2 separate regions of the Mus musculus genome follow, and region 2 is linked to region 1. A link is a contact called in ENCODE Hi-C or POLR2A ChIA-PET data. All regions are on one chromosome and are shown on one strand. The core of a region is the stretch at or near the end of the contact, and the rest is flanking DNA. Distances in the headings are between cores, read along the strand shown. Region 1 holds the start of Ifit2 (interferon-induced protein with tetratricopeptide repeats 2). Region 2 holds the start of Kif20b (kinesin family member 20B).

Region 1 (2,707 bases), core at 118-2,617:
CAAGCTGGCCTCCGGGTGGCAGTTTGTTAACCCTTGTTCTATGACCCTGTGTATTTTTCATGCTCAGAGTATCTTGATGGTCCTATCTCCTCCTGCATGGTCTTTTCAGCCACTGCCTTACTCTTTTGAATAGCACACTTCTCAGGGTGCCAACGTGTTCTAATTTTTCCTTCTGTTGTCTCGGAGTCTTTGTTAACATTTTACTGAAGTATAAGTGTGATTCAGGCGCATGGCCTCCTGAGCAGTTGCTGTCCTGATGCTATTTACACTGCTTGCTTTCAGCACTCCCAAATACTTTCCTCATGAGGACACAAATACCTCATTGTGCCTTCTTCATCTCTGAACTGCACCCTAATTTGAGATTCCCAGTCCCTACTTCTAACGTTTACCTCTCTTCTTCCTTTACCAACATTTAAATCCAGAAAATATTTTAGAAAGAAGAAAGAAAGAAAGAAAGAAAGAAAGAAAGAAAGAAAGAAAGAAAGAAGGAAGGAAGGAAGGAAGGAAGGAAGGAAGGAAGGAAGAAAGAAAGAAAGAAAGAAAGAAAGAAAGAAAGAAAGAAGAGAGAGAGAGAGAGAGAGAGAGAGAGAGAGAGAGAGAGAGAAGGGGGGCAGGGAGAGGGCGAGGGAGGGGGAGGGGGGGGAAGAAAGAAATTCATTGTGTCCACTCTATCTCCACAGAGAGGAATTCCTACATCAGCTGTCATTTTAAAACACCAAACCTGAGGAACACAGGGAGGTTGGGGAGGGGGAGAGACCATTACACAATAACATGTTAATAGACTTACAGAGTTGAGAGGTTGTGGGACATTAAAAAGGTTTCTGTAATTTCTGGTGCATTCCTTCTCAAATAAACAACCGGAAGTAAAAAAAAAAAAAAGCTGTTTTTGAAAGCCTTTGAGTGAGCTGAGGGTGGGTTCTGGATAAAAGAGTGACTAGATATATAGCTTAGGACCCAGAGTCCACCACGCGCCCCTAGTGGACAGCCCAGGAAAACAAAAGTTGCGTCCACCCACATTTAAGAGCGACGACCACCTACCTCTAAGTCTCATCTTGGTGCATCTTGCTGATGGGTAAAAAAGCATTAACTGCAGAAGGCCAGAACTTGCTTTTCGGCAGAATGGACGCTGGCGAAGGGTGCGTGGCCAATGACTCCTGACTGCCGGGTGCCGGATGTAACCCCTACCCACACTTGGTGCTTTGAGGGATCTACTACTAGACAGGGCTACTCATTAAAAATATCTTGCTTCACTCTCTTTCCTACATATTTGCAGCGTTAGTCGGGTGTGGCTGGAATACCTTAGTCCTTTGGGGGACTCCCCGCTGTTTCCTAAAGTGAGCTCCATCTCGCTGGGTCCCCACATCACTAAGGGCGGGAAACTGCACTCACCCAGGCAACCTGGCTCGACTACAGCTCCCAGGGAGCTTTGTTTTGGGGTGGTACTCCATCTTAGCGCTGCTTCCTCCCACTGTGTCCTGCTATTGTCGCCAGAGGGTGCCCTTCTCCGCCGCTTTTAGCTTTATTATCCCTAGATGCTAAATTTGAGAGTTTGCAGCAGAAATACTTCCGGAATTGGGAGAGAGACGGTTTTATCCATTCTTCCAGGAAGCTCCCATGAATTTTCCAGCCTCTGGGTCTTGGTGCTCCAGCCCAGCTCTAGCATAGAATTCTCCTTGCACAATGCAAGACCAGACAGGATCCTTTTCTGTCCTTTCCTATTTTTAATGTTTACTGATGTTGCTAACTGAAGCGGATTAATTCGCAGACTGTAATATTCTGGACAGCAGAGATAATACCTAGTTGATTCTTAGAGGATGGTTCACTCATTTCCAGTTTCCTAATAGTCCATCTTAGTGAGGGACATGATCCTGAATTGAATTCCTGGATTTAAATTGAAATTGAGACTCAACTGGCTTAGGGGAGATGACTTCAGGGGCTTATATCACTTGACTTTAAGCCCTAGGATCTGAGCTGGGATGGGATTTTAATCCCAGGGAAAGTAAAAATCGACTCCTGCAAGTGGTCCTCTGACCTCCGTGTGGCACCCTTGATAAATGGATGGATGGATGATAGATAGATAGATAGATAGATAGATATAGATCCAGATAGATGGATAGAATGAAAGATAATGACATTCAAAGTCCTTTAAAAGAAAGTGAGGTTCCAAGGCTAGGATGTAGCTCAGTGACAGAGCTCTTGCCCATGACACTGGCTTCTGTCCCTAGGACTGAAAGGAGATAGGGGATGGGGAAAGGAAGAGTTTTAGCAGTGAACTGTCATTCTAAGGATCCATCATACCCCTCCCTGTTGCCTGGTGGTTAAACACTTCGGTCTTGTCAATTTAGTTTCTCTTCTAAATTGAGTCCCCCCCCCTCCCCCTCCCCCTCCCCCTCCCTCTCCTCCTCCTTCTCTTCACAGGCGATGAGACATTTTAATCTAATAGTGGTACTTAACACTACACAGGGAGTCACAGCTCCCAGAGGATCCCTAAAGGCCAAAGGAAGATCCAGAAATATCTAGAGTTGCTGGTCCCCTGCCTGTGGGAACAGGGGTCAGAAGGTGGCAAAGCAGGGGCCTTCCTGTCACTCATAGATCCAGTCCTGTGCACAACTCTTGAAGTCCACCAGCTCCTTGGGCTGAAACCACAAGCTGGGCTCTCTACAGAACCATTCTTACCAACTTGGATGCAAAAGTCTCCTCGGATGGT
Region 2 (2,905 bases), core at 12-2,511, 370 kb before region 1:
TAATGATGATGACGACAATGAAAATCACTAACTGACACATCACAAGGTTGAATGTGAATATGGAATAATGCCATCACTGAACTATTAAATCTGAATTGCACATCAAATCCCTATAGGATAAACCTAACCCTCCACCCCCCAAAAAATTAACATTTAAAATTTTCTAAGGGGGCTGGTGAGATGGCTCAGCGGTTGAGAGCACCGACTGCTCCTCCAAAGGTCCTGAGTTCAAATCCCAGCAACCACATGGTGGCTCACAACCATCTGTCACAAAAATCTGATGCCCTCTTCTGGAGTATTTGAAGACAGCTACAGTGTACACACATATAATAAATAAATAAATCTTTAAAAAAATTTTTTTCTAAGAATCTATCACGCCGGGCAGTAGTGGCTCACGCCTTTAATCCTAGCATTTGAGAGGCAGAGGCAGGCGGATTTCAGAGTTCGAGGCCAGCCTGGTCTACAGAGTGAGTTCCTGGACAGCCAGGGCTACACAGAGAAACCCTGTCTCGAAAAATAAAAAGAAAGAAAGAAAGCAAGCATCTACCAGATGCACAATACCAGAGAGAAAAGGTCGCCTCTCTCCTAATTTTTCAAAGAAACAGATTTAACAGTCTAAAGCACCTAGCACCGGGATTCCCTATTTAAGTAGAAAGACAATCATCTAAATTTGTTTACTCTTCACGACAGGCTCAAAATACAGACCAACGGAAGTAGTACTGGACTAAAACTGACTCACTTCAATTTCCTTTATATACACATAAAACCCAAATATGCTTCTTTTCTAGCCACAAAGTAATGTGACATTTTTTTTTAAAAAAAGCCCCCACTGGACTCAACCTAGAAAGAGATCTTGTCACGTGACAAAACAACTGCTCACCTCCCGAATTCAGGCAACCAGACGTGGCAAATCTTTTTGTGTCTAATAAAACTAGTGTCTGTGAATCTAAAGTGTACCTCCTTTACCGGACCAGGAAACCGAGGCCTAGACAGACCGAAGTCTTCCGCCTCAAGGCTTAACTCGCTTAACTCCCTGAAGCTCAGCCCCACCTTCAGCAGCCCCGCACCTAGACTACGGGCATCACGAGCCCCGACAACGCTGACACGGCCGAGGCGTCGCAGCTTCGTGCCCTCTGTGCAAGCAGCCACCCTCGGAGCCCCCAAAATCGTCAGCTCCTCACTTACTGCAATCGCTGGTCCCTGCACGCCTCCCCACCTGCAGAATTCCACTTCCTCCCGGTTTTCAAATTCAAACAATGGCGGCTCGGCGCCGCGCTGAACCCTGGGAGTGGGCGGGGCTTCCGGCGAGCCCTGGGGGCTGGACCCGCTCGCGGCCGAGTTTCGCCCCCGCCTCCGGAAAAGGCTTTCAAGTCTGGGGGGCGGGACTCGGTGCTCCGGGCGACCGATGGGGCAGTAGCAACGCTCGTGGGCTACCTAGCTGGGAGTTTCTCGGGGCCATATTAGGTTTGACCCTAACGATACCTGTTCGGTACTCAGGTCTCAGGTTCCGTCCTAGACCCGCATGATGACGAGCCTTGCTGAGGCCGCTGTCTCCGCACTGCCTCCCGCGATGCCCCCAGGAGCGGAGGAATGGCAAACTATTCCTCCTATTACACCTCAGAGTCCTGTCATTCCCCGGGGCAGAAAGGACTTGCGACCTGGGACCAAGTTAACTCCCCTCTTTAAGTGATTCTTCTTGTCGATGACGGCCCTCTTGGATGAAACACGTTTTCCTCAAAATACATTTTAGGAGCATATCCTTCATCTTTTTATACCCCCTTTTTGATGTTTCTGAAAGCATAAATCAGCTACCGCTGAGAGGCACTGTGCAGTGCCCCAAAATGTAAGTGCCCATGTGTCCTTCTCCGCTTCCCTAAAGTAACCCTCTGAGTGCAGGGCTAATTTACTAATACATTCATATGACGAGAATTTACTATTGAGGCTAGACTTTCACTTTGAATAAAAATAATGCTAACGTAAATTGAGCATTTACCTTATGCTTCCGCTGGCACTACCTTTATAAAATGGATTGTCTGACTGGTGCTAAGAACCCTTTAAAGTAGGTATTGCTACCGTCCCATTTAATACATTCTAAATAAGTAATGGGCACAAACGTAAATGGAGGGTTGGAGAGATGGCTTAGTGGTTAAGAACACTGACCTCTTCCAGAGGTCCTGAGTTCAATTCCCAGCAAACCACATGGTGGTTAACAACCATCTGTAAAGTGATCCAACGCCCTCTTCTGGTGTGTCTGAGGACAGCAACAGTGTACTCATATAAATCTTTTAAAAAACAAAAAAGCCGGATAGTGGCACATGCCTTTAATCCCAGCACTTGGGAGGCAGTGGCAGGCGGATTTCTGAGTTCGAGGCCAGCCTGGTCTACAGAGTGAGTTCCAGGACAGTCAGGACTACACAGAGAAACCCTGTCTCGGGGGGGGGGGGGGAAGAAAAGTAAATGGAACCGGGATTTAAAATCAGTTGAAGAAGTTTTGTTACCTTAGCTTTTCTGTGATCATATTTTCAGCTATTGCACTTAATTAGAAGGATTTTTGGAACACTAGCTTGACAACCTTAGTGTTTTTCGATCTTGATACAGAATTTATATCTCCTACCACTACCCTGCCTCTGACTTCTTTCATACACACACACACTTCTCCCCCAAACAAAATAATCAAATTTGAGAAGAACTAGTTTGGATAAGATAGTAGATAAGATAAGTAGATTTGAATAGATAAGTAGATACAAGGCCAGAAGGAAAAATGAAGAAAGAAATGTAAATATGAAAGAAAAGAATAAAATAGAGACCTTCCCAGGCTGGAATTTATGTTTTGTTTTTAAACAAAATTTCTATGTAGGCCAGGCTGCCTTGGCCTCTTTCCAATGCTGAAACTATAGGAGTGTAC

What was found. Hi-C counts contacts between places; a loop is a spot of excess contacts on that map. ChIA-PET counts read pairs that join two places held with the same protein, here RNA polymerase II (POLR2A).
Region 2: a loop to region 1 is called in a map of gastrocnemius, with 3 times the contacts of the local background. The contact joins the promoter of Kif20b here to the promoter of Ifit2 in region 1. A Hi-C loop is called at or near these places in 1 of 37 maps with a recorded cell type or tissue (gastrocnemius). POLR2A ChIA-PET finds 5 or more read pairs at or near these places in 1 of 5 experiments (Patski).

Annotation. Positions count from the first base shown.
Region 1 is chr19:34,549,354-34,552,060 of GRCm38, reverse strand. Ifit2 (interferon-induced protein with tetratricopeptide repeats 2) reads right to left here and starts at 1,367. Exons shown (of 3, transcript NM_008332.3): 1 at 1,039-1,367.
Region 2 is chr19:34,920,714-34,923,618 of GRCm38, reverse strand. Kif20b (kinesin family member 20B) reads right to left here and starts at 1,261. Exons shown (of 32, transcript NM_001362434.1): 1 at 1,186-1,261.